2 separate regions of the Homo sapiens genome follow, and region 2 is linked to region 1. A link is an interaction called in ENCODE POLR2A ChIA-PET data of the cell type or tissue named here. Cell type or tissue: CD4-positive, alpha-beta T cell. All regions are shown on one strand. Each heading gives the region's core, and the rest is flanking DNA. Links, peaks and the distances in the headings are about the cores only.

The links. ChIA-PET counts read pairs that join two places held together with the same protein. Peaks named below come from ENCODE experiments on the same cell type or tissue, not always from the same donor. Only the 100,000 strongest peaks of a DNase experiment are listed, where the experiment ranks them.
Region 2: POLR2A ChIA-PET joins it to region 1 with 5 read pairs; 2 of 35 experiments call an interaction of 5 or more read pairs at or near these places.

The regions. Positions count from the first base shown.
Region 1 is chr5:71,524,476-71,541,004 of GRCh38, forward strand. BDP1 (BDP1 general transcription factor IIIB subunit) reads left to right here. Exons shown (of 39, transcript NM_018429.3): 26 at 7,833-7,952; 27 at 14,567-14,603; 28 at 15,082-15,174. It also overlaps the pseudogene HMGN1P12. Among named protein-coding and RNA genes, the nearest start is that of MCCC2, 55 kb to the right of the region's middle. RefSeq lists a silencer at 7,394-7,594. In CD4-positive, alpha-beta T cell, for the core only: no CTCF peak of the experiment used is centred there; a DNase peak (open chromatin) is centred at 9,346.
Region 2 is chr5:72,118,926-72,135,454 of GRCh38, forward strand. All of the region lies in intron 2 of MAP1B (microtubule associated protein 1B), which reads left to right. Among named protein-coding and RNA genes, the nearest start is that of MAP1B, 20 kb to the left of the region's middle. RefSeq lists an enhancer at 3,353-3,856. In CD4-positive, alpha-beta T cell, for the core only: no CTCF peak of the experiment used is centred there; no DNase peak of the experiment used is centred there; H3K27me3 peaks cover 477 bases.

The DNA of each region.
Region 1 (16,529 bases), core at 5,739-13,738:
GTATAACCTTTTGTGATTGCTCAGTCCCTATGGCCCAGGCCCAGCAAGGGAGTCAGTGTAACAACGAGAGAAATCTGCTTACACTTGTACCTGGAAGCTGTTTAGTCTACTTTCTGATAATCTTTCTTTTTTTTTATTTTTTATTTTTTATTTATTTATTTTTTATTTATTTTTTTTTATTGATCATTCTTGGGTGTTTCTCGCAGAGGGGGATTTGGCAGGGTCATAGGACAATAGTGGAGGGAAGGTCAGCAGATAAACAAGTGAACAAAGGTCTCTGGTTTTCCTAGGCAGAGGACCCTGCGGCCTTCCGCAGTGTTTGTGTCCCTGGGTACTTGAGATTAGGGAGTGGCGATGACTCTTAACGAGCATGCTGCCTTCAAGCATCTGTTTAACAAAGCACATCTTGCACCACCCTTAATCCATTCAACCCTGAGTGGACACAGCACATGTTTCAGAGAGCACAGGGTTGGGGGTAAGGTCACAGATCAACAGGATCCCAAGGCAGAAGAATTTTTCTTAGTACAGAACAAAATGAAAAGTCTCCCATGTCTACCTCTTTCTACACAGACACGGCAACCATCCGATTTCTCAATCTTTTCCCCACTGTTCCCCCCTTTCTATTCCACAAAACCGCCATTGTCATCATGGCCTGTTCTCAATGAGCTGTTGAGTACACCTCGCAGACGGGGTGGTGGCCGGGCAGAGGGGCTACTCACTTCCCAGCAGGGGCGGCCGGGCAGAGGCGCCCCTCACCTCCCGGATGGGGTGGCTGGCCAGGCGGGGGGCTGACCCCCCCCACCTCCCTCCCGGACGGGGCGGCTGGCCGGGCAGAGGGGCTCCTCACTTCCCAGTAGGGGCGGCCGGGCAGAGGCACCCCTCACCTCCCGGATGGGGCGGCTGGCCGGGCGGGGGGCTGACCCCCCCACCTCCCTCCCGGACGGGGCGGCTGGCCGGGCGGGGGGCTGACACCCCCCACCTCCCTCCCGGACGGGGCGGCTGGCCGGGCGGGGGGCTGACACCCCTACCTCCCTCCCGGACGGGGCGGCTGGCCGGGCGGGGGGCTGACCTCCCCACCTCCCTCCCGGATGGGGCGGCTGGCCGGGCGGGGGGCTGACCCCCCAACCTCCTTCCCGGACGGGGCGGCTGGCCGGGCGGGGGGCTGACCCCCCCACCTCCCTTCCGGACGGGGTGGCTGGCCGGGCGGGGGGCTGACCCCCCACCTCCCTTCCGGACGGGGCGGCTGGCCAGGCGGGGGGCTGACCCCCACCTCCCTCCCGGACGGGGTGGCTGTTGGGCAGAGACGCTCCTCACTTCCCAGACGGGGTGGCTGCTGGGCGGAGGGGCTCCTCACTTCTCAGACGGTGTGGCTGCCGGGCGGAGGGGCTGCTCACTTCTCAGATGGGGCGGTTGCCAGGCAGAGGGTCTCCTCACTTCTCAGACGGGGCGGCCGGGCAGAGACACTCCTCACTTTCCAGACTGGGCAGCCAGGCTGAGAGGCTCCTCACATCCCAGACGATGGGCGGCCAGGCAGAGACGCTCCTCACTTCCCAGACGGGGTGGCGGCCGGGCAGAGGCTGCAATCTCGGCACTTTGGGGGGCCAAGGCAGGCAGCTGGGAGGTGGGGGTTGTAGCGAGCCGAGATCACGCCACTGCACTCCAGCCTGGGCACCATTGAGCACTGAGTGAACGCAACTCCGTCTGCCATCCCGGCACCTCGGGAGGCCGAGGCTGGCGGATCACTCGCGGTTAGGAGCTGGAGACCAGCCCAGCCAACCTCTGATTAATCTTTCAAACATTTTGGTGTTTTCTGGTTGATAGAGAAGCTAGAAGGGACATACTTTTTTTTTTTTGATTTGGACCAGGCATGGTGGCTCACGCCTATAATCCCAGCACTTTGGGAGGCCGAGGTGGGTGGATCATCTGAGGTCAGGAGTTTGAGACTAGCCTGACCAACAAGGTGAAACCCTGTCTCTACTAAAATACAAAAATTAGCTGGGCGTGGTGTCAGGTGCCTGTAGTCCCAGCTACTGGGGAAGCTGAGACAGGAGAATTGCTTGAACCCGGGAAGCGGAGGTTGCAGTGAGCTGAGATCGTGCCACTGCACTCCAGCCTGGGAGACAGAGCGAGACTCTATCTCAAAAAAAAAAAAAAAAAAAAAGAAGAGTGCTAAAATACATGTAACATAAAATTTACTATCTCTCTCTCTGTTTTTTTTTTTTTTTTTTTAAAGACGGGGTCTCAGTCTGTCACCCAGTCTGGAGTGCAGTGGTGGGATCTTGGCTCATTGCAACCTCCACCTCCCAGGTTTAAGTGATTATCCTGCCTCAGCCTCCTGTAGCTGGGACTACAGGTGTGCACCACCAAGCCTGATTAATTTTTGTATTTTTGGTAGAGGCAGGGTTTTACCATGTTGGCCAGGGTGGTTTTGAACTCTTGACCTCAAGCAATCCACCTGCCTCGGCCTCCCAAAGTGCTGGGATTACAGGCGTGAGCCACCATGCCCAGCCATCTTACTCATTTTTAAGTGTACACTTCAGTGGCATTAAGAACATTCACATGTACGTGTTGTCATGCTACCATCACTACCATCCATCCACAGAACTCTTTTTTAAAATTAATTAATTTAGAGATGGGGTTTCGCTATGTTGCACAGTCTGGTCTCAAACTCCTGAGCTCAGGCAATCCTCCTGCCTCGGCCTCCCAAAGTGCGGGGATTACAGGCACGAGCTACTGCGTTCTTTTTTAAGATGATTAAGACATCCCGCAATGAGTGGTTGTCCCCTAGCCTGGCAAAAAACCAAGATACAAGATACAAACACCCAACACCTGTCCCTTGAGCCCCATCTCTATGCCGTCTGGCCTGGTCACTCTCAGGTCTGCCTTGCACCCCTGGCGAACTCTTTTTATTTTGTTAAAACTGAAATTCTATACCCATTAAACAGTAACTCTCCATTCCTCCCACCCCCTAACCTTTTGGCAACCACTTTTCTACATCTTGTCTCTTTAATTTGACTCCTCATGTAAGTGGAATCATACAGTATTTTTTTGTGTGACCATTTTATTTCATTTAGCATAATGTTTTCACAGTTCATCTATGTTGTAGCTTATGTCAGAGTGTTCTTCATTTTCGAGGTTCAATAATATTCCATTGTGTGTGTGTATCATGTTTTGTTTATTCCTTTATCATCAATGGACACTTGGGTTGCTTCCACCTTTTGGCTGTTAGAAATAATGCTGGTATGAACATAGTTGTATAAATACCTCTTTGAATCTCTGCTTTTACTTTTTGCGGGATATACCCAGAAGTGGAATTGCTGGATCGTATGGTAATTCTTTTAATTCTTTTTTTTTTTTTTTGAGATGGAGTCTCTGTTGCCTAGGCTGGAGTAGAGTACAGTGGCGCAATCTTGGCTCACTGTAACCTCCATCTCCCAGGTTCAAGCAATTCTTCTGCCTCAGCCTCCCAAGAAGCTGGGATTACAGGCACCTGCCACCACACCCAGCTAATTTTTTTGTATTTTTAGTAGAGGTGGGGTTTCACCATGTTGGCCAGGCTGGTCTCAAACTCCTGACCTCAAATGATCCATCTGCCTGGGCCTCCCAAAGTGCTGGGATTACAGGTGTGAGCCACTGCACCCGGCCTCGATCTTATGTTAATTCTATACTTAACTTTTCAAGCAACCTTTATACTGTTTTTCATAGGGCTGTTATCATTTTACATCCCTATCAACAGTGTACAAGCATTGCAGTTTCGCTACATCCTCACCAGTCGTAGCTATGTTGTAACTTTGGCTAGTAATCATCCTAAGGGTTGTGAACTAGAGAAACGTGTTGAACATATTTAGCTTCCTTACACTTTTGCCTGTTAGTCTGCCATTCCAACTTTGTAACTTCAAAGTTTTCTGTTCTGCCTTAATTTTCAGTCACTTCTTTGGCTTACTGAGGAGCATATCTGAGTCAGTTTTGTGTAAGCATTCATGATAGTTTCTGAGTAATTTGAAATGAATCAGAGTTAACTAAGATAGTGGCAACAATAAAAGAAGCAGTAAGAAACAGTAAACAATTCAAGTAATGTTTAAGATAATTAAGGTAAACTTTACATGTTAATGTAATTCCATTAAGAATTAACGGATTATCTGAATCTGTAAAGTCACATTTATGAAGGGAAGTCAAAATCTACTTTTATTCAGTGTTAATAATAACCTGGTAAATGTTTTAGAGTAAATGAACTAATAAAATGGTTGAAGCTAATTTAAATGATGCAAAATGAGGTTGTTTCTTACAATTCAAAGTAAAGATAGTAAATGTAAGCATTATGTGAAACCAAGAAAATGCAGAAGGAAGAGTAATTTTGTGGAAAGATATCTGGTTAATGCTGCATGAGAGTTCATTTAGCTATATATTTTGTATTTTTCTTTAAGTGAAGGCAAATTGCTAGTGAAACTATCAGTAATTAATTTCTGAAAATTAGATTCCAGACTGTATCCCTGAATTAATACAGGCTATCTTTTTTAATAGCATTAATCATAGTAATTGACAAGGCTTTCCTTAGATTCTATTCCTTATGGCCAGCCTACTAAACAGGGAAATTCATATATATGTTAGAAAAAATGTTCTTTAAAAAGCATTGAGGCCAGGCACGGTGGCTCACACCTGTAATCCTAGCACTTTGGGAGGTTGAGGTGGGCGAATCACGAGGTCAGGAGTTCGAGACCAGCCTGGCCAACATGGTGAAACCCCATCTCTACTAAAAATACAAAAATTTGCTGGGCGTGGTGGTGGGCGCCTGTAATCCCAGCTACTTGGGAGGCTGAGGCAGGATAATCGCTTGAAACCAGAAGGCAATGGTTGTGGTGAGCCAAGATCACACCACTGCACTCCAGCCTGGGCGAAAGAGCGAAGCTCTGTCTCAAAAAACAAAAGCATTGAAAGGCCAGGCATGGTGGCTCATGTCTGTAATCCCAGTGCTTTGGGAGGTTGAGGCGGAGGATCAGTTGAGGGCAGGAGTTCAAGACCAGCCTATACAACATAGCAAGACCCTGTCTCTACATTCAGTCAATAAATTAGCAAGGTGTGTTGGTGCGTATCTATAATCCCAGCTACTCAGAAGGCTGAGTGGGGAGGGTTGCTTGAACCCAGGAGTTTGAGGTTACAGTAAGCTACAATCATGCCACTGCATTGTAGCCTGGACAACAGGAGGAGACAAAAGCTTTGAAGCACAATGGAATGTTTTTCAGCCCTAAAGGGATATAAAGTGTTGATATGTGTCACAACATGGATGAATTTTGGAAACCTTAGGCCAAGTGAAAGAAGCTAGTTACAAAGTATCGCATACTGTGTGATTCCATTCATATGAAATGTCCAAAATAAGGAAGTCCACAGAGACAGAAAGTAGATTAATGGTTGCCTAGGTTTTGGCAGATGGGGAAGAGAGGGGTTAAGGGAGAGATAGCTAATGGGTATAAGGTTTATTTTTGAAGTGACAAAAATGTTCCACATTTGAATGTGGTGATGATTGCACATATCTGTGAATATCCCAAAATACATTGAATTGTACACCTTAAGTGGGTTAACTGTATGTTATGTGAATTGCAAGTCTTTTTTAAAATAAACTGTATGATGCTTAAAAAACCAACTTTTACTTTATAGAATATTCCCTTTTCCCATCCAGTCCCAACTCTTCAAGAAGTATTTTTTCTTCTCAAATCATCTGAACTTTAAAATTTTTTTTTGTTACATTTATTTATTTTTCTTTTCTTTATTTTTATTTTTTTGAGATAGGGTCTTACTCCATTGCCCAGGCTGGAGTGCAGTGGCATGATTTCAGCTTGCTGCAACCCCCGCCTCCCAGGCTCAAGCAATCCTCCCACCTCAGCCTCCTGAGTAGCTGGGACTACAGGTGCACAACCACCACACCCGGCTAATTTTTTTTTTATTTTATTTTCAATAGAGATGGGGTTTTACCATGTTGTCCAGGCTGGTCTCAAACTCCTGAGCTCAAACAATCTGCCAACCTCAGCCTCCCAAAGTGCTGGGATTACAGGCATGAGCTACCGTGCCTGGCCTATTGTTTTTAAATTCATTTTTTTGGAGACAAGATCTTGCTGTGTTGTCCAGGCTGGCCTCAAACTCCTAGGCTCAAGCGACCCTCACACCTCAGCCTCCGAGTAGCTAGAACTACAGGCATGTGCCCCCGTGCTCACTTGAATTTTTTGGTTCATCCCAGTCCTGTCAGATATTACCAAAGATTTTTCTCTAAATTTTGTATCTGAGGAAACAGATGTGGTACATACAAATGTAATTATAACAAATATGTTGGCTGGGCACAGGGTCTCATGCCCATAGTCCCAGCACTTTGGGAAGCCAAGGTGGGCAGATCGCTTGAGTGCAGGAGTTCGAGACCAGACTAGGCAACATGGCGAAACCTCATCTTTACAAAAAATACAAAAATTAGGCATGGTGGCACATGCCTGTAGTCCCAGCTACTTGGAGGGCTGAGGCGGGAGGATTGCTTGAGCCTGAGAGGTTGAGGCTGTAGTGAACCCTGATAGTGCCACTGCACCGCAGCTTGGGCGATAGAGTGAGGCTTTGTCTCAAAAAAAAAATAACGTATGTCTTGAAGGCAGATTCTCAGACTTGACTCTTTACTCACAGTTTCTACTCAGCCATACAACGTTTTATACTGTTTTTTTCTGTTAATAAGAGAATAGGCCCAGGTGTTGTGGCCATCATCGCACCACCGCAGCTGGGGTGACATGAGTGAGACCCTGCCTCAGAATAACAAAAGAAAAACAAAAAAATAAGATAATAAGAACCAGACTATATTGTATGTATTCTAGTAGGTAAATACCTTTTTAGTGCTCAGATTACACGGCTCTTTAAGTAATAGGACTCACAAATGAAGAGTAAATATGAGTGAACTTCTTATTTTACATGGCTGTTGCCCTGGGTATCAAGAATCGTGCAGGCTTTGGGGTTTTGGGAGAAGGGAGTTGGTGTGGGGGCAGTGGTATGATAAATATTTTATTTATTTATTTATTTATTTTTGAGAACAACTTGTCACTCTGTTGCCCAAGCTAGAGTGCAGTGGCATAATCTCGGCTCAATGCAACCTCCACCTCCTGGGTTCAAGCGATTCTCCTGCCTCAGCCTCCCCAGTAGCTGGGACTACAGGCAGGCACCACCATGCCCGGCTAATTTTTGTATTTTTAGTAGAGATGGGGCTTCGCTGTGTTGGCCAGGCTGGTCTTGAACTCCTGACCTCAGGTGATCCACCTGCCTCGGCCTCCCAAAGTGCTGGGATTACAGGCGTGAGCCACTGCGCCTGGCCCGATAAATACTTCTAAGGGCTTTCAACTCATTATAGATAGCATTTATGACCGTATATAATTAGTTGATTACATGTCTGCTTTTCTGTTAGATTGTGAATTCATTGAGGATAGGGACTACACTTATCTTATTTGACTTTATATCCCTGTACACCTAGCCTTCTATAAATGTTAACAGACTGAACAGAGAAATTAGGGGGAAAGTGAGGACAAAGTGAAGAAAATGGAAAATGAAATGCCAGGCACTAAGAAGATGAGTCTTAGAAAATTTGCTTACTGGTTTTAATAGTCACAGCCACCTCAAAAATTTTAAATGTTTTACTTTTGCCAAGTTGCTGTCAGTCAATAAAAGAATTACTCCATTCCATTTTTTAAGTTATGTATGAATGTGGATTATTTCTTCATTTTAGCGTTTCATCTTACTTATTCATGTTGAAGATGAGGCTTTGTTTTGCTGTTTATAATATGCCAAAATGAAATGATAAAACTTTATTTTGACAGCTTGAAATAACTGTGAATGTCCCAGATGTAGGATGCATAGCTGTTGTTGAACATGAGCTACCAAACACAGATGTGACTACTGAAGAAATGAAACAAGAAGAAAATTTGAGTGTACCGTTTGTAAGCATCCATTTTAATATGTTTTGGCCTTTTATTCTTTGTTTACTTTGAAAAGACTGGAGGTTCCTTTTGATAGCTTTAGGTTTATAAACACTTTACTTAGCTAATTTCTCTTTGTAAGGAGCTGTTAGTCTGAGTAGTAAAAACTAGTGAAAGCAATGATTTTGTTTGTTTGTGGGCAGAGCTCTTAATATCCTCATAGACTTTTACATTAAAATTCAGTTGCATTAAATTTATACTAAGTATAAACAAGTTAAAATATATTCTGTTGCGTTTTATTTGCACTCTTCCATTATTGGTATTTATTTGCCTTTGCAAGCGGAGGCTTGAAATTGTAACTTTTTAAAAACAGCTTTATTGACATATAATTTACACACCATATGATTTTCTCATTATTTAAAGTGCACAATTAAGTGACTTCTAGTATCGTGCAAACATTATCACAGTCAATTTTAGGACATTTTCATCACCTCAAAAAGAAACCTTATTAGCAGTCACTACTCCTTTCCTCCCAACCCTCACTGGCCTGGGGAACCAATAATTTGCCTTCTGTCTTTATAGATTTGCCTGTTCTAGATGTTTCCTAGACATGAAATTATAAAATCTGATCATTTGTGTCTGGCTTTTTTCACTTAATGTAACATTTTTTACTGTTCATCTATGTTGCAGCATGTAGTGGTACTTCCTTACTTTTTGTAGCCTAATAATATTCCATATGGATATGGTACATTTTGTATATCCATTCATCCATTCATGAACATTTGGATTATTTTCATTTTTTGTGTGTTATACATAATGCTGCTGTAAACATTCATGTAGAAGTGTTTGTGTACAATATGTTTTTATTTCTCTTGGGTACATTTCTAAAAATGTAATTGCTGAGTCATATGGTAACTCTATGTTTCATCAGTTGAGGAACTGCCAAACTGTTTTCCAAAGTAGCTATACCCTTTTACATTCCCACCAGCAGTTTATGAGGGTTCCTGTTCTTCCATGTCCTTGCCGGCACTTGTTATTTCACTTTTTTTTTTGTTCGGTGGATTTTTTTTTTTTTTTTTGAGACGGCCTTGCATTGTCACCCAAACTAGAGTGCAGTAACACAATTGTAGCACACTACAGCTTTGACCTCCTGAGTGTAAATGATCCTCTCCACTCAGCATCCCAAGTAGCTGGGACTGCAGGTGTGTGCCACCATGCCCAGCTAATTTTTTTTTTTTGTAGAGGTGGGGTCTTGCTGTGTTGTTCAGGCTGGTCTCGTACTCCTGTCCTCAAGTGATACTTTTACCTCAGCCTTCCAAAGTGTTGGGATTACAGGCATGAGCCACTGTGTCTGGCTTGACTTTTTGGATCTAGCTGTCCTAGTGAGTGTGAAGTGGTGTCACATTGTGGTTTTGATTTGTATTTCCTTGGTGACTAATGATGTCAGGCACATTTTATGTTCCTATTGGCCATTTGTATATCATCTTTGAGAAATGTCTATTCAAATCTTTTGTCTGTTTTTCTTTTATTGTGCTATTTGTCTTTTTATTATTGAGTTGTAAGGAGTCTTTATATAATCTAGATAAAAGTTGCTTAGCAGGTATATGATTTGCAAATATTTCCTCCCTTTCTGTGGGGTTGTCTTTTCACTTTCTTGATTTCCTTTAAAGCAAAAAGTTTTAAATTTTGATGAAGTTCAGTTAATCTGTTTTTTCATTTGTTGCTCATGCTTCTGTTGTCAGATCTGAGTCCTTTGTCAAACCCAAGGTCATGAAGATTTACCCATTTTTCTTCTAAAAGATGATTTTTGCTTTTACGTTTAAGTCTTTGATCCATTTTGAGTTTATTTTTATACATGGATAACCTCATTATCCAACTTATGTCTTTTGCATGTTGCTATCCATTTGTCCTATCACCATTTATTCGAAAAGACTATTCTTTCCCCATTGAATAGTCTTGGCACCCTTATCAAAAATCAGCTGACCATAGATGTATGGGTTTATTTCTGAATTCTCAATTCTGTTGCATAGATCTATATGTCTGTTCTCATGCTGGTGATGCTATATTGATTACTGTTACTTTGTAGTAAGTTTTTTTTTTGTTGTTGTTGTTGAGATGGAGTCTCGTCTGTCGCCCAGGATGGAGTGCAGTGGCATGATCTCAGCTCACTGCAAGCTCCGCCTCCTGGGTTCACACCATTCTCCTGCCTCAGCTTCCCAAGTAGCTGGGACTACAGGCGCCCACCACATTTTGAGACGGAGTTTTCCTCTTGTTGCCCAGGCTGGAGTGCAATGGCGCGATCTTGGCTCACCACAACCTCTGTCTCCCTGGTTCAAGCAATTCTCCTGTCTCAGCTTCCCGAGTAGCTGGGATTACAGGCATATGCCACCACGCCCTGCTAATTTTGTATTTTTCGTAGACACGGGGTTTCTCCATGTTGGTCAGGCTGGTCTCGAACTCCTGATCTCAGGTGATCCACCCGCCTCTGCCTCCCACAGTGCTGGGATTACAGGCATGAGCCACCGTGCCCGGCCTGGGATTGTTTTCTTAATTTCATTTTTGGATTGTTCGTTGCAAGTGTGTAGAAATAAAAATGATTTTTGTATATTAGCTTTATATCCTGCAACTTCTTTGGTGGATTCCTTAGGATTTTCTATTTGTCAAATCATGTCATCTGCAAATAAAGATAGTTTTACTTCTTTCTGTATTAGTTTCCTAGGATCACTGTAACAAAGTACAGATGCTCCTCGACTTATGAGGAGATTATGTCCTGATAAACCCATCATAAAATAACAATTTTTTTTTTTTTTTTAAAGACAGAGTCTCACTCTGTTGCCCAGGCTGGAGTGCAATGGCGCAATCTTGGAGGCTCACTGCACCCTCCGCCTCCCAGTTTCAAGTGATTCTCCTGCCTCAGCCTCCAGAGTAGCTGGGATTACAAGCGCCCGCCACCACATCCAACTAATTTTTGTATTTTTAGTAGAGATGGGGTTTCACCATGTTGGTCAGGCTGGTCTCGAACTTCTGACCTCAGGTGATCTGCCCACCTTGGCCTCCCAAAATGCTGGGATTACAGGTGTGAGCCACCGTGCCCGGCCTAAAATAAAAAAATTTTAAGTCGGGTACTCTTTGCACCACAAACTTGATAGCTTATAACCACAGAGAATTCTCCAGGCACTTATGGAGATGAGAAAAACAAAACAAAACAAATTTATTCTCTCACAGCTTTAGAGTCTAGAAGTCTAAAATCAAGGTGTCACCAATGTTGGTTCCTTCTGGAGGCTCTGAGGAAGAACCATCCCATGCCTTTCTCCTGCCTTCTGGTGGTAGCCGGCAGTCCTTACCATTTCTCAGCATGCAGCAGCATACTTCCACCCTCTGCCTCCATTACCACATGGCATTTTCCCCTTGTGTATGTGTAACCTCTCATCTTATAAGGAAAGGACACCAGTCATATTGGATTAGCACCAACTCTAATCCAATATGACCTCATCTAAATTTGATTATATCTACAAATACCCTATTTTTAAATAATGTCATATTCACATTATTTGGGTTTAAGACTTTGACATATCTTTCTAGGGGACACAATTCAACCTTTGATACTTTCTGACCTGAATGCCTTTTATTTCTTTTTCTTGCCTAACTGCCCTGGCTAGAACCTATAGTTCAAAGTTTAATAGAAGCGAGAGTGGGCATTTTGGTCTTATTCCTGATCTTAGGGGTAAAGTATCCAGTCTTTCATCATTTATTTTTTTCATAATTGAGATTTTATTGGTTGTGTTGAGGATCAGTACACAATTCTTCACATTTATACCGAAAATCTAAAAAGCCATGTATTGTAATTATTTTTAAGTTACTCTGGTGACTTTCCAGCTTAAAATTTGGAGGCAAGTTTTCATTAAAAGGCTATCAAGTACCAGTATCCTTACATGTTGATAAACTGTTACATACTTCCACAATTTGCAGTTAAATAGCATATATACTGCATACTCAAATTTTCAGTCTTTCACAGCACATTAACAAAATTATTAGGAAAACAGGACTACCACAACCAAAGATTTATAGAGTGCATACAATTCTGACAGGGAGAGCCATGATCAAGGAGTGGTTTTCTTTAGGAAGCAATTCTGCTAAAAAACAACATGGGCCCAGGCGCGGTGGCTCATGCCTATAATCTCAGTAATTTGGGAGGTGGGAGGATCACATGGTAGTTCAAGGCCAGCCTGGGCAACAGAGGGAGACTCTGTCTCTACAAATATGTTTTTTAAAAGTTGGCCAGTCATGGTGGCATGCGCCTGTGGTCCCAGCTACTGTGGAGGCTGAGGCAGGAGGATCGCCTGGGCCCAGGAGGTTGAGGTTGCAGTAAGCTGTCATCGCCGTCACTGCACCCCAGTCTGGGCATCAGAGCAAGACTCTGTCTCAAACAAACCTGAACCAGGTCGAGCGCGTTGGCTCACGCCTATAATCCCAGCACTTTGGGAGGCCGAGGCAGGCAGATCACAAGGTCAGGAGTTTGAGACCAGCCTGGCCAACATGGTGAAACCCCGTCTCTACTAAAAATACAAAAAATCAGCCGGGCATGGTGGCACATGTCTGTAATCCCAGTTACTTGGGAGGCTAAGGCAGGAGAATTGCTTGAACCCAGGAGGCGAAGACTGCAGTGAGTGGAGATTGCACCATTGCACTCCAGCCTAGGCAACAGAGCAAGACTCTGTCTCAAAGCCAAAAAACCAAAAAACCAAAAAAAAAAAAAAAAAAAAAAAGAACCAGAACCAAACCATGGGAATAAAAGTAACTTAAAAATTTCAAGACATCAGATACAGGACTGTGACTCCATATTGCCAGTTAATATAGTGGAATGTTAAGATGATACCCAAGACAGTCAAAGCCTCCCATAATTCAATATCGCACACTGTTTTCTGGTTGTACCAAAAAATAAACAACTGGAAAATGATTTTTACCCTTAAAAGCATGTACACTTAAAAAATGGGATGAGGTGGGATTTCCTTCTTCTTAAAAATGTTTCTAGAGTTACTAAAAAACTTGCATTTGTGAAATAGTTGAGAAAAATATTCCTCTGGAATGTACAAGAAGGGAGACAGGTACTATTGGTAAGACATAGTATATGATATTAATCAGACTTGGCTTTTTTTCTCTCTGGGCTTCATCAGAGGCTGGACTTTCCTTGGTTTTTGTTTCTCTGTTTTCTGTAGGTAAATCTGATTTCTTGGTTAGCCACTTTGGTTTGTTTTCCCTTTGTTCCCCGTTTTTCTCTTGTTTGCACTTTTTTTGTCTGGAGATTTATCCTTTCCTGCTGCCTTTTTTGGCTTTGTTTCCACTTTTGCAGGAGCAGGTTTAGCTGACAGTCATACTAATCTCATCTTGGGCTCTTTCCTTCACCGCCCTTCTGCTGAGCTGATCTTCCTCTTGGGCATCTTGTGGTCAGGAGTGTGCATGCTGGGTGCCTGTGAGCCGCACCATGCTGAGAGCCTTCTCAAAGCTGGGCTGCCTGGCTGCTACCACTCCTCCCATCCTGTCTTATCATTAAGTATGATGTTACCATGGATTTTTCATAAACGTCCTTTACCAGGCTAAAGAAGTTACTTTCTATTCCTAGTTTGTTGAATGTTTCTTTCATTAAAGGGTGTTGGAATTTGTCATATGCTTTTTCTGCATTTATGGAGATGATCATGTGAATTTTGTTTTTCATTGTATTTTTTGGACGTTAAACCAACCTTGCTTCCCCAGGATAAATTCTAGGATCATAATGTCTAATTTTTATTCATTGTTGGATTCAGCTTGCTAGTATTTTATTGGTGATTTTTATGTCCATATTCATAATAGATATTGGTCTGTACTTTTCTTGTGATGTCAGGAGATGAAGTCCTACTCCCCTAGGGAAAAATGCTCTCCAGGTGGGACCTTGGGGACTGGGGGCCTTGTATTTTTGGGTGCAGCAGTTTGAGGTGGAGTCTCTGCCATGCTGAGCTGGGAGGAAGGAGAGAGAAAGAGCAGTGTTAGTTCACATAGACTCTCACCTTTGTTAGCAAATTTTCAGATTTTCTTGAACAGATATTTCTTCATTTGCTTTTTGTCGTTAGGATCAGTTTCAGAGGCTTTTAAATGTTTTGTTTTTAAAATCAGTTTCACTGAGGAGTGGGTCAGTGAAGCTTCTCAAGCTGTCGCTCTGGACATTGGTTCTGTAACTTCTTAATTTATTAAAATGCATTTAAGTTTTAAGCTACGTAGTAGTATAAAAATTTTGCAATACCCTTTAGGCCTTGGTTTCCATTGGGTAAAAATTGGCAGCAGATATGACTAGAGTTGAAGGATTATGAAAATGAAGAAGTAAAGTAAGAATGGTAGACGTACATAACAAAATGATAAGAGTTAAAATTTGCACATAATACAAGAAAAAGATAAAGTCAGGAGCAAGAGACACAAGAATTTTGCCTTTAAATTGTTTATGTTCTTGCTGGTGAAATTTTGTGAATAATTATAAATTAAGACAAACCAGTTTACACTATTGTAGCTAAAAGTATGGAAAGACCTCTGAAAATGTAGTGCATGCTGAGAAACAGAACATGTTTGGGGAAGTATTTTAAGATGTTACTTATTTTTTTCCTTTTTAGGAAATGACCACAAGTGAACATATCCAAGATGAACCAGGTAACTGTTATCAAGGAAACTGCTAAGACTACCTTGATTAACACTAGTACAGTGATTTAATAGTGGGGATAATAAATGAATCAGTTTGCTGGAGAGTTTAACAAAAAGATTCAGCTATTGAATGTGTTGTCTCTGTGAGAAATGTGGATTCTTGGAATGTTATTTTAGAAGGTGAATTAAAAAAATGTTTAAGAAGTATTTGAGCATTTCCTCTGGATCTTCACAAATGGGAGAGCATTTTCCTTGAAGATATTATTTAATGGGAGGGAGGCATGGTCAGTGAGTCAAAACCAACAGTGATGATTTATTTATTTGTAGCATATAACCTGAACAAAAGACTACCTTAGTAAGGGATTAATGGCTCAGAGGATATTGGAATCTGCTCCTAGGAGATAAACACCTTAATTAAAAATCTTTTTTAAGTGAACAGATTTCCGGATTCATTCTTTTTTTTAATGTTGATATATTTCCTCACAAGGTACCAATGATGGAAGCACCGAAGCTGCAATAACTTTACTTACAATGGGAGATCTAGTATTGCAGTCAGAGATCAGTAGTGAACAGGGTGATGGTAAGAATGAAAGCTAAGTCCTATCAAAAATAGAAACTTTTAAAACCTAACTTAAGAAATTATACCCACATTTGAGTAATAACCCTTTTACCTTTGAAGTTGTCTCCATTTTGTTGTTCTTCCATAAAATATGATATGTATGTATTGATCCATCCACTATTTTACTACTGTTTAGGTGTAGTGACAGCTAATTCAAGATCATGCTCTTGGTTTATTAAGAATAATTTGTATTCATGGAATAGTTGTATGCATGGAATAGTTGTATGCATGGTAAAGGTAGTGAATACTACCTTTACCATCATAAATGTCATTGGTTAACTGAGCTCATTGATCACTGATATAGTTTATACATGTGTCTTTTGCAAAGGAGTTGCTGCTTGGGATGGTATTCACAATTAGATGACAAATAGAGCACAAAGAGACAATAGCACTCATTGAAATAATTTAGTTTAAACTGTTCTCAGTTTGGACAGAGCCAAAAGATATATCAACCAAGATTTTTAACTTATTAGATGGAAATCACAGACAAGTGATAAATCTTTACTATCTCAATATCTTTTAATTGCATGAAATGAATAATTATACTATTCCTGGTAATTATTTTGCCTGGTTACCATTCATTTTATTTACTTATTTATTTATTTGAGACGGAGTTTGGTTATGAGTAGCCTACCATTCATCTTATTTATTTATTTGAAGCAGAGTTTCGCTCTTGTCACCCAGGCTGGAGTGCAATGGTGCGATCTTGGCTCACTGCAACCTCTGCCTCCCAGGCTCAAGCAATTCTCCTGCCTTAGCCTCTCAAGTAGTTGGGATTACAATCGCATGCCACCATGCCCAGCTAATTTTTGTATTTTTAGTAGAGTTGGGGTTTCACCATCTTGGCCAGGCTGGTCTCGAACTGCTGACCTCAGGTGATCCACCCGTCTTGGCCTCCCAAAGTGCTGGGATTACAGGCATGAGCCACCGCACCCAGCTTCCATTCATTTTAAGTATTAGACTTTTGGGCCAGATGCAGCAGCTCATGCCAATAATACCAGCACTTTGGGAGGCTGAGGCTGGTGAATGCTTGACTTCAGGAGTTCAAGACCAGCCTGGGCAACATGGTGGAACCCCGTCTCTACAAAAAATACAAAAAATTAGGCAGGCATGGTGGTGTACACTTGTAGTCCTAGCTGCTTGGGAAGCTGAGGTGGGAGGATCGCTTGAGCTCAGGAGGTCAAGGCTGCAGTGAGCTGAGATCGCACCACTGCACTCCAGCCTGGGTGACAAAGTGAGACACTGTCTCAAAAATAGATAAATAAAGACATATTAGACTTTTAGGCTTGGAACCATGTATTTATCAGGAAAGTCTC
Region 2 (16,529 bases), core at 4,677-12,676, 590 kb after region 1:
AAATTGCAGCTAACAGATTGTGCAAATGGCACAAGATTGATTCCTTTATACTAGTTTATCCCTTATACTAGTTTTTAAATATGGTTTTGAGATTTGATTTGACTATTTCTTCAGGATTGTAGGTCTCATTCAAGACCACTCTGAAAGACTTAGTCATCTTGAATAATATCCTTTGAGCAGGAATCTGAAATATGAGTGCTTTCTGTACACAAGGTGGGTGGTGGGTGCCTCAGTTCCCCAGAATGTTAGTTCTGTGATCTTTAAGCTCTGTCCAACTCTGGCATACTGTAATTCTTGGAGTGGTCAGTCATCTGGGCTTATCTTACTATTATTTTGCCTTACTATTGCAGCCTTGCCTTGCCTAAAGATCACTCAACAAACCTTTGCTGTGTGCCCAGGGCAGGTCTCTGCTGATTTGCCTTGATGTAAAGCCATTCCTGGCCACATCTAAGCTGGATCAAGTGAGAACAGTCATCTTGAAAGAAAAGGTTAGGTGTTCCTTTATGAACACTCTCTAATCTTTTACTCAAAGGAAAGTTCAGTAGTTGAGTCTTTTCAAAATAGAGCAACAGTCTTTTGTTGTTGTTGTTGTTGTTTTGAAACAGTCTTAGCTATGTCATCGCCCAGGCTGGAGTGCAGTGGTGCAATCTTGGCTCACTGCAACCTCAACCTCCTGGGCTCAAATGATCCCCCCACCTCAGCCTCCTGAGTAGCTGGGACCATAGGTGTGCACCATCACACCTAGGTAATTTTTTGTATGTTTTGTAGAGATTGGATTTCCCCATGTTGCCCAGGCTGATCTCGAACTCCTGAGCTCAAGCAATCTGTCTGCCTTGGCCTCAAAGTTCTGGGATTATAGGTGTGAGCCACTGTGCCCGGCCAGAACAACAGTCTTATATTTCTTTAAAGTTATGATTTTAAATACTATCATAAAATTTTTATTTACCTATTATATCATATGTTTTTTGTACCCTAATCATGTTGGATGAGAATCATTTTGGTTAAGTCTGACCACAAAAGCAAAGCTAGGCTTACCATGCTGTACAGGGTTTATTTCATTTTCCGTTGCCATTTGCTTCTTTCCCAAATGTAACTTTAGGACTGTCTATGTATAGTAGTAAAGAAGGATATCTCCCAGGGGTTGTAAGAAGTGCCCCATAATTATCTGTCGTAGACAGACATCATTTTGAAACAAGCAAACAAATAAAAACTATTCTCAGGACAAGTGATGTCAGACTGAAAATCAGTTTCAATTTTTATTTTTTCCCTTAATTTTGCCACTTTTATCTGCCTATTAAAATAATTTAAAAATTTTGATCATCTGACTCCTCATCAGCAGCCTAGCATAATGATGAAGAGTACAGATTCTGGAGTCAAACTGCCTTGTTTGATCTTAACCCCACGGTTTATTTGCTGTGTCATCTTGGACAAGTTAACTAACCGTTTTCAGTCTTCTTGTTTGTAAACAAGGATGATCAGTTCCACCTCATAGTTTCTTTCTTTTTTTTTTTTTTTTTGAGATAGAGTCTTGCTCTGTTGCCCAGGCTGGAGTGCAGTGGCGCAATCTCGGCTCACAGCAAGCTCCGCCTCCCGGGTTCACACCATTCTCCTGCTTCAGTCTCCCGAGTAGCTGGGACTACAGGCGCCCACCACCATGCCTGGCTATTTTTTTTTGTATTTTTAGTAGAGACGGGGTTTCACTGCATTAGCCAGGATGGTCTCGATCTCCTGACCTCATCATCCGCCCACTTCAGCCTCCCAAAGCACTGGGATTACAGGCGTGAGCCACTGCGCCCGGCCCCACCTCATAGTTTCAATGCAGATCAAATGAATTAAAGTGTGTAAAGCTCTTAAGACAGGGCTTGTCACATGGAAACAAATGTGAACGAGTGCTGTCTCCCTTCTGGAGTATCTATTTGACTTGTATATTTGGTGATTGTTATTATCCGTGGGAAATACCGGGTATTGATATTTGGCTAGTTTCCTTTTTGTAGTAATTTTAAATTTGTATTAAAGATGTTTCTCAGAGAAACGACTGCTTTCAGCATTCTCAGAAGGCGCAGAGCTGCTGACTATGTGTAAAGGGTGACAACATTCTATGGCTGAGCTTCTAAGGTCCTTTGGGCTTGAGAGCAAAAAGCCGGCAATGCTTTAAAGTGCTGGCTGGTAAAGCAGAGCCTGAGAGGGGGTTGGAGACCATTTGCAAAATGGTCCTGTGGGTGCCCACGCAAGGGCTGTCAGGGAACGTGTGCACAGTTTGAGGGCTGGCCTGCCTCCTTGCTATGATAACCCATCCATGGTCACTCCCTCCACGCCGTTCTACACTCGCTTTTCTCTTCTGCTCTCACCAATCAACAGGTGACTATAGACGTTGCCAGGTTTAAGAAACAGATTTCTTGTGGTTTATTTTCTTAGCTGAATACACAGTAAGACCTTGATATATTTACATTTTGTCACTAGTTTTATAACATCTAGATCACATTCACAAAAATCATCATAAAATGTGATGGATGGTGTATATGGGCAGTTTTGTTTTAAGAACCGATGCCTTTTTCCTAGAAGATAAACGAACCACAGCTGAGCATCTTTAGATTTGTGCTGAGTGATTGCTAAAAACATCTTGCCTGGAGATTGGTTTTCGATGGAGAATTAGAATCAGCCCTTTGAATTTCAGTCATGCGAATCTTCTCCCTTTGACATTAATGAGGCACGGGTTACAACTAATATTTACCAGTTGAGTGATAAGAAAATGAGAAAATACTCTTAGAAAAGGTCTAAGAATATTTTAAGCCATCTTTCTCTGTCTAGACTTGTGTGTTTAGTCTGTTGTGTGTAGAATTATAGCTTAATTGTATGTGCCTAGAATACATCAACTGCTCTATGACAGGGAGTAATGAATGTGTTTTCAGCCCTGCTCCAACCTTTAAACAATAAGGCACACAAATATATGTTCTAGCGGCATTCAAGGGGCTGACTCACCCTCAGGGAACCTGCAATTTCAGAGGGACAGCCGATTCTTTATCCTCATGTTTTCTGTGTTGTTTGTGTACACGCACAGGTCTAGGTACTTGTCCCCATGCCTGTGAGGCTCTGCTCATCTTTCCTCATTGCATCATCATACAAGGTTATAGGAGAAATCGTGGTATGTTAGAAGAAAATGACAAATAGAGAGCATTATATTCGTTAAGGTAACCAGATCTCTGTTTAATATTCCTTGAGGTCATTGCTGCCTGCCTGGGAAGGAGAGTCCCATTTTAATGCAAATCCCTAGCCTTTCTCCCACTTGCCCCGTGCCCTGAGCCCTCCTGGCCCGGTTGCAGGGAACAGAGTGATCGGCAGCTCCTCATGCTGTCCGCTCTCACCCCAGTGCTCCCATTGAGACTTTGCCGCCCAAGCAGCAGACAGCCCAGTCACCCCCACCTGCATCCTTTTCTAGCGGTGAAAGAGCCAGACCTTCCAAGGAGAAGATTAGAATTTTATAGTGTACGCAGCATAAGGCATAATTCCTGCAAGCTTTACATCTTGGTCAACTTTCAAATTTCAGGATTCTTTATATCCAGATCCTCACATACAAGGGAATTTTTTCCCTTGGTGCAGGTGTGGCCAGCAGAAAGGAATAAAATGGCATTTCACTGCCATGTTCAGGCTTCCTCATTCCTCAGGGTAGTTAATAATGGGCTCTTTCAGACCACCCTAGAAATACCTATTCATCTCACTTTTTTTTTTTTTTTTTAAGAGTGGAAAGGATGTTTTACTCTGCTGACTGTAATGGCTCTCACGCAGTTCCTAATGGGCACTGTGGAACCACTCAGCATAGACAGGCATAGGCAGGAAGGTAGCAGAAAATGGGCTGCCTGGGCCCAGGAGCCATTTTAGGAGATGTCAATAACCCCTCCATTAAACCCAACTAAGTGCGTTCCACGACAGCTGCTAACCAAGGACAGCACCTCATGCTGAGTGTCACTGCTTTTGTCTTCATCTCCAGAGACCAAAGAGAGCTCATGATTTTTGTTAGTAGAGTTTTTTTTTAAAGGTTTTTTTTAAGTATGCAGCAACAGCAAACCATCAAGCAAGCACAGTCTCTTTGCTTTTTCTGCCTGCTTTTTGGTCTTCCTCTGGGGCAGTTTGTTCAGCACCTATGGTAGCCTACTAGAAATAATGGTGGAAGATGAAGAATAAAGCATAAACTAATAGATCACTTTAAAAGTGCCAAGTAATGTTTTTGAGTGCTTATTAATAAGAAAGCAACTGTAAGGGAATATTTGGAAGAATGAAGTATTTCCCACTGTTTATAATTTTGTTGGGAAAATAAGTCATTCACAGCTTTAAAATTCACTGTGTTTCTCAACAAAGAAAGAGAGTTTCTTTTTATTTTTTTAATCTCTTTTTGTTTTTGAGACAGGTTCTCCCCTCTGTCACCCAGGCTGGAGTGCAGTGGTGCAATTACAGCTCACTGCAGTCTCTGCCTCCTGGGATGAAGCTACCCTCTCGTCTCAGCCTCTGAAATAGCTGGGACTACCAGCCTGCCACTATGCCCAGCTAATTTGTTTTTTTTGTTTTTTTTTTAGTTTTTTTTGAAGATGGAGTCTCACTCTGTCGCCCAGGCTGGAGTGCAGTGGTGCGATCTCGGCTCACTGCAAGCTATGCCTCCCAGGTTCACGCCATTCTCCTGCCTCAGGCTCCCGAGTAGCTGGGACTACAGGCGCCCGCCACGACGCCCGGCTAATTTTTTGTATTTTTAGTAGAGACAGGGTTTCACTGTGTTAGCCAGGATGGTCTCGATCTCCTGACCTCGTGATCTGCCCGCCTCGGCCTCCCAAAGTGCTGGGATTACAGGCGTGAGCCACCGCACCCGGCCTATGCCCAGCTAGTTTTTAAATTATTTTGTAGAGAAGGAGTCTCACTCTGTTGCCCAGTCTGGTCTTGAACTCCTGGCCTCAAGCGATCCTCCTGCCCCCACTTCCCAAAGTGTTGAGATTACAGGTGTGAGTCACCCTGCCCAGCGTGAGAGTTCTCTTAATTTGCGAACTGTGTATATGTGTCAGAGAGAGAGAAAGAGAGAGTGTGTGTGTCTAATTCCTAAAGAAGAAAGGGGTGAAAATGGAGAGTATAATAAGCATTGCATTTTGATTGTTCAACCATGGGTTTAGTCACAATGACAAAGGTTACCCAGGTACCAGCACCCCACTCCCAGCTGCAACCCAGGACTAATTAAATGCTACCTAGGCAACGATCAAGTATCCCCAGACATCATACTCCAGGGCTTACCCCTTTTGTTTTCTCGGCTGTGATCTAAGGGTAATTTCTATTGCATGTGAAGTCAGATTTCCTTGGTCTGAGAGAAACGTGAGAAAGTAAGAGGTACTCTGGGGAAGCGCACTTAGTGCACCACAGGGACTGGAGAAATTAACATAAATACAAGACAATAATAATGTTATTTTAATAAACTCTTCTAGGTTAAAGGATTGCCTATAGTCAGGACTGGTGAAATTGATGCTTATAGAAAATGCAACAAGAGCGTCTACATGTGATTTAAAAATAAAAGTAAGTAATTAGGAATGAAAATTGAAAAGCTAGGGTAGTGTTTTATTGAATGTGGCTCCTCTCTGCAGTTGTACCGCACCTCATTTGAAACACTCAAGCTGAGGTTGCCTCTCAAAATTGCTGCCTTGCATTCCTGAGGGGTTAAGACGAAATATGAACATCCTGAGGACTGTCTTTGTTGTCATAGAGGGAAGTCCTCTAAACACGCACTTTGCCATTAATCTGGCCATTTCTTTCTCAATAAAACAGGTTTTCAATGGGAGCTGTGAGTAAACACGCCACTGTTGAGCATTGTGGCTCAAATTCAGATTTCTTGTTGGCTTCTCACGTGGATAGTGCGAGGAAGGAACAGCTATTCCCCTGAGGGAGCAACACGTTTTTAGTGCACCTGGCCCCAGGAACACTGCTCTACATAGATGTGGCTTTTTGGATCCTGAAGTGTATCCATCAATGGGAATGTCACATTTGGAGAAGTTATCCTTATTGCAATAAAATTAAAGATCAAATAAGTTCTGGAACCCAGGCGAACAATGCTTCCTTAGTGCAGAGCCATTTTGAGCAGTTGTCTCTTGTGCCTTTTAAAAACCTCTCACTTGGAAGTTTTGATGTGTGAAAGATGTGAAAACTGCCTAAGAGAATTCTTCCTCTTTTTAATGGAGCTCGATGCCTGTTTAGGGATGATGTAGCAACCGCTTTTTTATCTAGAATTCCAGATAGTTTCCCAGCTCAAATACTAGGAGTTTTTGGTGGTGCAATTCAATTGAAAGTGGTATTTGGTGTGAAGTTCCAGCAGCCCCACAAGATGCTCAAGTGCCTTGTAGTTAGTTTAGTATAATGTGCATATGTGTTTGTGTGTGTGTGTTTGCATACATGAGAGAAAGAGAGAGAGAGAAAACCTTATCTGTTCTCATCTATTATAAAGGAGACAATCCTTTCATTTTATATGGTATCTCCTTTTGAAGGTGTCCTGTTAGTGTCCTATTATCAGCCAATCTGTCATTAAATATTTATGTTCCTGCAGCAAGGCACAGTTCAGTTCCTAGCTCTGCAGGCCATAAGAAGACTTGTAAGTAAATCCTGTCTTCAGTTGTTTACAATTGAGTATGGAAATAAGATAACTAATGAAACAAGCCAGTCTATAATAAGTGCCAAATGAGAATTTTGCAAGGAGGTCCTTCTGTAAATTCTATTTGTTCAGGCTATTTTAAAAAAATCTGTGTGCATAAAAAAAGCATTAAAATAATATTATCCATGCAAATTGGGGCATAAATGCAACAGATCCTAATGCACTGAATCATCTTTGTGACCAGGGAATTTTGAATCCAGCCTGAATTAAAATATTTCCTAGTTTGGAGCTACATTTTAGATTAAGCCCATTAATTCAATGATGAAGAGTTAGAATCGATAATTTAAGAATTCACCCTTCTGAAATCATGTGAGAACAAAACTCCTGACCTGGATGTATAAGCTTAATTTCAAGATTGTCTTTATCTTTGAGTGCTGGAAAATTGTCCATTGGCAGACTCTGAAGACACTAGGGAAGAGATTGTGAAAGTGAAATGTTTTAAGGAAATAAATGTGAAGTAATTGTTTCACTGCCCTGAGGCTAGAATGGGTACTTTGGAGAGTGTCTGATTCAGCTGTCCCTGTGTTGAGGGAAGCAGGGAGGGGACACCAATTGCAAGCTGCTTTCCAGGACCCTTCCCCCTCCGGAGAGACCAGGAAGCCTGACCTAGTGCAGCAGCTCTGGGCCACACCTGAGAGCATTGTTGCCCATGGTGCTCCCTGAAGAGCTGCTGTCAGTCCTTTCCTTTTCTGTAAAATAAAGGGATTAGGCTAGATCAGGTCATCTTAACTTTGTTCTGCCAGCCATTAGTTCTGCAAAACATTAATAGTCAGTGGAAAAGAATTTCATGGTGACTTAAGTTTGAAAACTGTGACATACTCCATCTAATTTTTTGAGGAGGCATAAATTGTATGTGTATAAACTTGTTCAATTTTGTCTAACCATACATTTCCTTAGCCTATTTGACTAGTCACTTCTATCACCACTCTCTCCCATGGATCTAGATTCCTGTAAAACACAATCTGGGAAAGGATGGATTAAATGATTGCTGAGTCCCTTCCAGTTTTTTTATTCCATTATTCTATGAATTTTTACTAAATTGTCTCATCACTCGTATGTAGATGGGAGCTTGTCTTACTTCATTCAGCTTACAATGGCTTTTAATCCAGGCTTTAAAATATCAATGAAAGAATTTCATTTAGAAAAAACTGCCTGTCCCATCCATGAGTATTCTTAATTTTAGGAAAGATGCACAGCTTTATGACACTCAGGCTGATTTCCCAGTTTGGGAATTCTTGGCCCTGGCTTTTCCCACCTGTCTTTACCTTGCAGACAAACCAAACAAGACAAAATTTAATCATGTTTGCACAATGTCAAACACTTGCATAGAGACTATCCCCAAAGTCAGCTCATGGGTGTTTTATCTTCACAGTGCCAAATAGGAAATAGCTACATATGTTTCCCATTAAAATGAGAATTTCCATGTTGGTATCTGGTGTTGCATTGAGCTTCAGGTTAGCTGCTTATTCACTGATCTTTGGAAGGAGGCTGAAGATTGAACCTCAAGAGTTCTAGGGATTATCTGCAGGTTGAAGGTGTTAAAAGTCCCAGGCACATTGTTTGTTATCGCTAACTGCGGATGGCCTGAATTTTAATAAGCATGGTCAACTGTGCATATCTTGTCATGTGAACTACCAATTAGCACACCATAATTTAGCAAGTTAGTACATGCAGATATGAACACCCTTGGGAAGGAAGCAATTTTCGAATCAGATTATTACTGACAGTGTACAATTTACATGCAGGTAATCATTATCAGAAAGTCATGATTATCCAGAAGGAAAAGTGATTTTTGTGGTAATATATCTTTGAATGGCTGTTGATTTTTAATACCTTTAAGGTAAAAACTTCAATTTGTTCCATCCCTAATTTGATCATATTTGCAAAAAAGTGTTAATTCACTCATTAAAACCTAGGCGTCTGATGGGTACAGCAAACCACCATGGCACGTGTATACCTATGTAACAAACCTCCACATTTTGCACATGTATCCCAGAACTTAAAGTATAATTTTAAAAAAGTTAAAAAAAAACCTAGGTGTGATATTATGTGTTTACAACAAAGCTTACCAAGTATTCTAAAATAACAGAAAGAAATAATTTATGTACAATAACAACATTAATGATAATATATCCATGGATAATACGTTTTGGTTAATCAAATATTCTAGCTAATTGAGAGTTGCCAATAATCCCTCGTGGGATTATTATTTTTCAAAGTTGTAGAATCCAATAATACAGTCATTTCTTTTACACAAACACCTAAAATTTATCTAGAATTAACTTAGAATTTCCTAAACCAAATTTATACATTAGCCCAAGATATACTTAAATTATTTATAGAAGACATGAACTTACAAATCTGTTGTTTCTTCTCCCACCCAAATAGAATAATATCTTCAAAGACAGTCTTTTTTTAAAAAAGGACATATTGTTCCCCTTAGGTAGATACTGGCATTTTATTGAAATATAGTTCAAGAGACATGCATTCAGGCAAGATGAGTGCACACCGTGCTACCTACTTGGAACCCAAACTCAGAACAGTAGAATTGAATCTTCCTTGGAAGACTCAGGAGGAAGATCATCTCTCTGTGCCTCAGGGTCCTCATGATGAACCTATTGGTAATTATACTGTAAACATGAGGGTGTGCGGATTAGTAGCGATTTCTTATCACTGAATCATTAGTGAGCAAACTATTTATTTTGAGGTGGTGTCCTCAATACTAATATGATTGTGCTTCAATATAGAACAAGGAATATCCCTGGATGTTATAGTCCTTCTGAAAAAGAGTCATTGATTGCAGATATTGTTTTAAAAAAAAAAAAAAACACTCAAAACTGCTACAGAGAAAAAAGAAAGTGTGAAAAAAGAGACCATGGCTATCTTCTAGGTTATTCGAAGAAAATACCTGAGTTTGCAAGTATGCACTAGCTCACTGCATTTGCACTGTCCTGATGTGCATACAGTGGGGTGCACCCGCCTCTAAGTCCCAACCATTTTTTTCTTTCTACTTCCTGTATCCCCTTGCCTATGAAAACATAATTTTTATTTTATTTTATTTTTTGAGAAAGGGTCTCACTCTGCGCCCAGGCTGGAGTGCAGTGGCACCGTCATGGTTCACTGCAGCCTTGAATTTCTGGGCTCCAGTAATCTTCCCACCTCAGCTTCCTAAGTAGCTAGGGCTGTAGGCACATGCCAAGGCAAACAACTAATTTTATATTTTCATTTTTAAATTTTTGTAGAGACAGGGCCTTGCTAAGTTGCCCAGGCTGGTCTCAATCTCCTGGCCTCAAGCAGTCCTCCTGCCTTGGCCTCCCAAAGTGCTGGGATTACAGTGTGAGCCACTGCATTTGGCTGAAAACGTAATTTTTTAAATAGACAATTGCCTTCTCTGTTGCACCATCTCCCTCCAAATAAGCTAATAAACACAAGAATCCAACCAAAAGGTAAGAGAGATGAGAAGTGAGATTTTTTTTAAAGGCTTAATCACTTGTGCTTTAAGATTTATCTGGAATATCTTTAGATCCTAGGAAGAGACAAGGTTGTCTAGCTAATTGTGTAGCCATTTACATGTACATATGTAATTGTATGTGTGTGTGTATGTGTATGGCTTTGTTTTTATATTGTATCAAAATGTATTTCGCTTTTCAAGAAGCATTAGAAGATCCAAGTAAATAGGGCCGGGTGTGGTGGCTCACGCCTGTAATCCCAGCACTTTGGGAGGCCAAGGTGGGCAGATCACTTGAGATCAGGAGTTCAAGACCAGCCTGGCCAACATGGCGAAACCCTGTCTCTACTAAAAATAGAAAAAATTAGCCAGGCGTGGTGGCAGGCACCTGTAGTCCCAGCTACTCGGGAGGCTGAGGCAGGAAAATCTCTTGAACCTGGGAGGCAGAGGTTGCAGTGAGCCGAGATTGTGCCACTGCACTCTAGCCTAGCTGACAGAGTGAGACTCCGTCCTAAAAAAAAAAAAAAGTAAATATCTGTTGATGAAAAAACTGACACTTCCTATGGGTTTACCTCCTTTCCTTCCGTTGTTTTCTCTTTGGTATCCCTCACGCGTTTTCCCCTCTCCGCTGCAGTCACCTATTTCCCACTTGTTTTTCTTCTCTCCTTCTTCTTTTTCTTATTGTGTCCTCCCTGCCACCAGTCACAGGCTTGTGGTCTACAAATAATGCTGGTTTGGGTTTATTTTAAAACATCTAACATGAGATCAGTGCCTGCTTTTTAAAGAAGCATTACATTATGTATTAGTTATACAAATTATTAGACAATGTCTTATCTTTATTTTATTGTTTTACACATAGAACAGAGACTATTTGGAGCCTTTGGAATAACATTCCAGCGTATAAATATAAATGAAATAGTTTGGCAAATTAACTCTCTCCAGGGGTCATCTAGAAATATGATTCTGTCATCAGATAGAAATTCTATTGCTAGAGTCCTTTAGCCAGCAAATGGATTTTCTATGCTTGGTGAGCAAATTCATCACAAATTTGAAGCTAGTTACAAATAAAATAAAATAAAATAAATTAATTAAAAAGAAATTTTAAAAATCCCAACTTACAGTTTAAAAAGAAGAAAAGTGGAAAAAAAAAAAATGAACAAACAAAAAGACGAAAGGGCTTAAATTAAATAATCATAGGGATACATTGTTTAATCTTTCCGAATTCTAACTTTTCAGAAATGGCTTTTTCCCAATGTCAACTGAATCATAAGAAAAAAGGAATGCAATTATCTTTTAACCATCGAAATAGGGAGGCCTTAGGCTAATTAATGGCCCTTGATAAAGAGCCTTAGAATAGTGCCAGGCATGTGGGCTTAGTATGTGTATGACAATGAATGATGAGGTGTCATAGGCTTGAGAAACTAAAGTTAGCGCTTAGGTTTGAAAAATAAACTGCATAAGAAATCTCACATCTTTTATTAATTATCTATATTGCAAACAATTTCTTTGTTGCAGATTTCCTTTAAACATTAAGATGTGGTAAAGTGTTTATTTACAAAAACTATCAATTACTTTTCAGAGACTTGGCAGTCTAGAAGCTCTGGTAAAGAGCCAGTGTCTTGAACTCCATGGACAGAGCACTTAAGGAATGGAACCGGGGGCAGAAAATCTGAGCTTTAATCCCAGTTCTACTGCTAAGTAGATTTGTGCCATTGTGGACAAGTTGCCTAGCATTTATGAACTTCAGTTTTATTATCTCTAAGGTCCTATTTATGTTAATATTCTCTCATACAAGTGAAAAAAGTCATTCAAATAATGTTTTTTCAAAAAATAGTTTACATATAAAGTTGGCAAACATAGCTGATGTATAAACCAAGATGTGTGGTTTTTCCAGAAAGTTTTTTGAGATTCTTAGGACACAATTACTTGCTTGGCTGAATATACTCATTTCACAAATATATTGTTTGTCTAATGGGATCTGGTAATGTGTCAGTACTAAGGTTAATAAAAATAAGCAAATGAAGACACAGTCCCTATACGGTCTCCCATGGAGCTCTCAGTCAAGGTGAGGAGACAGACATTGATGAAATAGTCACACAAATTTGTATTACAAGCTGTGCTAAGTAGGAGGGAAAATAATATGGTGCTATCTAAATATGTAAAAGGAGAAACTGATGTGGTAAGGGGTAAGTAAACTTTAGAGCTGAGATTTATGAAGAGTGCTTTTTATTTTACATTTAAGACATTGGACACTGTATTTTTCCCTTTTTAAAAATTAATTTTATTATTATTATTTTCCCTTATGTTTCCTTTTTAATACAGCATTAGCAATTCAGCCTAGTTTTATAGGTATAGAGTACGCAGATTTATCCTGGACTTCATATGGATCAATGTGAGGTTATAATAGCACATTTCTGAGGAAATAGGAACAATCCAATAGAAGTGATTCTAAAATATTTTCATAAGATATTCTTATAAGGATTCCACTACTCTGCTCTGAGTTAAGAATAAAGTAAAAGAAAACTATCTGAATATTTATTGGCCTCTTAAAAACATGGGATTGATGACAAGTTTTCTGGGCTGCAAAAATTCTAATGATAAATAGAGAAAGGAAAGCAACCAACATTTCTGAGATCAGAATGGAAAGGTTTGTGTTGTAACATAATTAGGGCTCCAGAGTGCCTATAGAATCATAGTTTATGTCCATGGTACTTAGAGGTTCATTCAATACCTTCCTCCCAGTGTCTTCTCTGTACTTGCTTATGAGTTCCTCACCTGGTCATTGTTAGGCCAGTCATCTCTCAGAGTGTTTGCTTTCTTCAGGCCAACAGTACGCAGCCTTCTTGCATCACGTCTGATTATCTTTCATACACCATTTACTTTTTGGTTGAAATGTCCACTTCTTTTCTACCATGTTGATTGATATCTCTTGGTCCTATGTGATGAAGTATCTAAAATTTCAACTTTTGCATATAAAGATACTTCTATTACTTGGAGGATATTACTGAAGCAAATAACCTGTATATTATTTAGAACCAATGGCCCTTGTTGGAAAAAATAAAGCCTGCCTTCACCATTAAATCTAATGAAGAACAGATTTTCTTGTTCTATGTAGTATTTTACTTGAAGGTGTTCATAATTCAGTTGCGAAGTAATTTTCTCAGTAGCGTGTGCACAAATCTCAGCTGATCTGAATCTATCTGAAATTAAAATACGGTGTAAGGAAATGTTGAGATACAAGTATTTTTCATTAATTTTTTTCTGAAATGCTCTGAACCCTTTCAGCCTGGAGACTTTTTTCCGCTAGCAAAGTTCTTTCCCATGTGCTCTTATCATTGTTTCTCTTCCTGTTCTGATTTCAGCCTTAAGAATATGTATAATTCTTAAAATGGAACTTCTTAGATCTCATCCTCCAACTCATCATTTCCTCTTCGATCTTCTTCTGTGTATTCTAGGAGAACATTTCACATTTGTCCTGTACATCACTGGGTCAATATTCTGCAGGATTTGTTCTGCTCTTGAGTGCCTTAAATGCAGATTTAAATTCTGCTATTGCATTTTGTATTTCCTTGAATTCTTTTGTTCATTCCACTGGGGACTTCTTTCTAAATCTCTGCCTGTCATTCAGCCCACCCTGTTTTTATTGTTCTCTGTCGTTTCATAGTGGCAACGTCTGCATCTTTTATAGGAGCCAAGTGTCATTTTCTAAAATTTTATTTTGTTCCTATGGAAAGTCATTTTTAGAGATATATTTTTTCCACCAAATCTCAAGACAGTGCTCATTTTTCCTTGTGCTGCAGAGTCTTTTCAAAGGTCCCATTTAGAGCTCTGTTTGTTTCCTCCTTCCTGTATAAGAAGGAGGTTCAGGAATCCCTGAAACTCCCTGTCCAGGTTCAGCATTTGCCAGCAGAGGGTTGTAGGGACTCCTTAGCAAGGCTGCCCACTTGGGAGCTGGCAATTTTACCCGCTCATCTAGAACCTGGAAGTCAGGTTCAGGTGTATAACCTCCACCCTGGGTCCATGGTCCCTGAGCAGCCATGCATCTGGCGTGGGATGCTAGCCTGGGAAGAAATAGTCTGTCTTTACTGTCCAAGTTTCTGCCTGTAATCCTAGAGAATTAGATAGAACTTGCATTTCTTCTTTGTACAAATATTACAGACCATGACCAGCATGCACTCCTCTCCAGGATCCTCCTGCCTCTGCCTGTACTTACAGGTGTTTTTCCTGAGACAACTGTCCAGCTCAGGCTGTAACGCAGAACAGCTCTCTCCTCTACCCCCAGCTCTGTTGGGATCTGAGGTGAGGCGCTGGAGGCGGGATGGAGAGCAGTGGAAAAGGAGGTATCTGATACCCTGCAGTAAGCTTCTTTTTCCTGTCTTGCATCCTAGGATTAGGGGCAGGTATTTGAAGAGTGTGTCAAAAACTTTCCAACCTTCTTTGAGTCCAGCAGAATGGTAAAGCGTGGGGGCCCAGGAGCTACAGTGGCCAAGTTCAAATATGGGCTTCACCTCATGCACAAGGTCTCTGTGCCTCAGTTTCCTTATCTATGAACCTACTTTACAGAGGATTTATGAAAATTCAGTAGCTATAAGGCATGTAAAGTGTAGAAATACATTTTTAAGAGATGTTTAAATAACAATGCTTTTACAAAATACAAAGACAGTCTTAATAATGATTAATGCTTTTAACTTGCCATTCAAGGAAATGAATAAGAAATGTTGGTAAAGCAGGAAAAGCTGATTCATCTTGACTCAGTGTTCAAACCAACTGTACCATTATAAAGTCTACAGTATTATTCAGCCATAATTGGTTCAGGATTATGGTTTCTTTGTAGCATTATCAGTTCTCTATACTTGAAGTTCCCAAGAGCCAAACATTTCCATTTTTCTTTAATCAGAATCTGTCACATTTCAAAACTCCCTTTCTTCTTTATGGATATTGTGGAAAATCCCTTCCTGCAACCTCCAGCTTCCGCCAAAAGTGTCACATGCATTCTTATTGTCACTATGTGAACACCTTATGAATGAGGGCTTTCTTTTTTAACTTTAGTTTTCACATGTTTGTGAGTGAGAGTTTTGTGTGTGTACATGTTGTCTTTTGTGACACCACAGTTTGATTTGATTGAAAAAGAAAAATGCAATTTTATTTAAATTGCTACTTGGGGATATAAACTTTGTATCAGAACATCAAGCCTGAATCCATGGTCAGTGAAGTCCTTTGATTTCTGCTCCTTTTAGTATTGTCGCAGCAAGACTCCCTCACTGCATTAGTGGGTTCCATTGTATTTCCAAGGAGGGCCCAGTGAGAAGGGCTTGCCTGCACCTCACGGCCACCTCCCTTCTTCTGCAGGGTAAGCCTTGTAATTATAGCAGACATTACATTTGTCTCCAGCTTCTAGGGGATGATGTCATTGCATGTCAAACAGGGGATTAGCATGAGGAGAGAAGTCCTATTGACATTTTCATTTTCATTAAGAAGAATTTGGTTTTGCTTCATTTTGTTAACGGAAGCTGTTGTCTTACCACATAGGAGAATTTTTTTTTTTTAAAGAAAACTTGAAAACGTAGAAGCAGGCATGTGCTGACTGCATGAATAAAAATATACTCTGTAGTGGCACTCTATCAATTAGTGAAAGCGTCTGGGACACAAAGCATGCCTGGGAAATCTCCTCCTTTTCTTACAAAAGCAGAATATCATTCTTCTCAAAGCTCACAATGGCCTGGGCCCTGCTGCAGAAAATGTTCCTGAAAAAGGAAGGCAGAGACTTGGCCACTGCTGAGTAGAAAAGGAAGGCAGGCGGCTGGTCCCATCAGACCTCTGAAATATTTTGCTTTTTCGTGATGGCATTGATCTAGTATGTCTTAAAGTCTCATTCCTTATGTCTCAGGGTAAGGCTCTTAGTTCCCTTCCCATATGAAAAAATTAATCAGGAGCGAGGTGGAATCCTGATGTTTCAGATGCTTTGAGCCCAGAGCTGAGTTGGTGGAAGAGTATAATTTTTATCAGTCATTTCCAGCCCCTCCCGCAATAGGAAGAAAATCATTGTCAGACTTGGGGTAGGGAGTTGTGGCCTCCTTTCAAGCAATCTAACAATAACCCTGAGTCAGAAAATCTAGGTTCAAATACCAGCTCTGGCTTTTACTGGGCTATGTAACTGTAGGCAGCTTATGGGATTGCTCCGAGCCTTAACTTTCTCATCTGTCCAATGGCATTAATTGGCAATAGTACTTGCATCTCAAAGGGTTATGCCTGGTACCTATCAACCATTGTTTTTCACCTCTAAAAATTATTTCCTTTCAAAACATGGGCCAGTGTTCTGAGGTGACCTTATTACTTGAGTGAGTAAAGGTGGTGGTTTTCTTTTTTTCTCTCTCTCTCTCATTTGTGTCAGTGTTTTGCAAGTACAGGTCA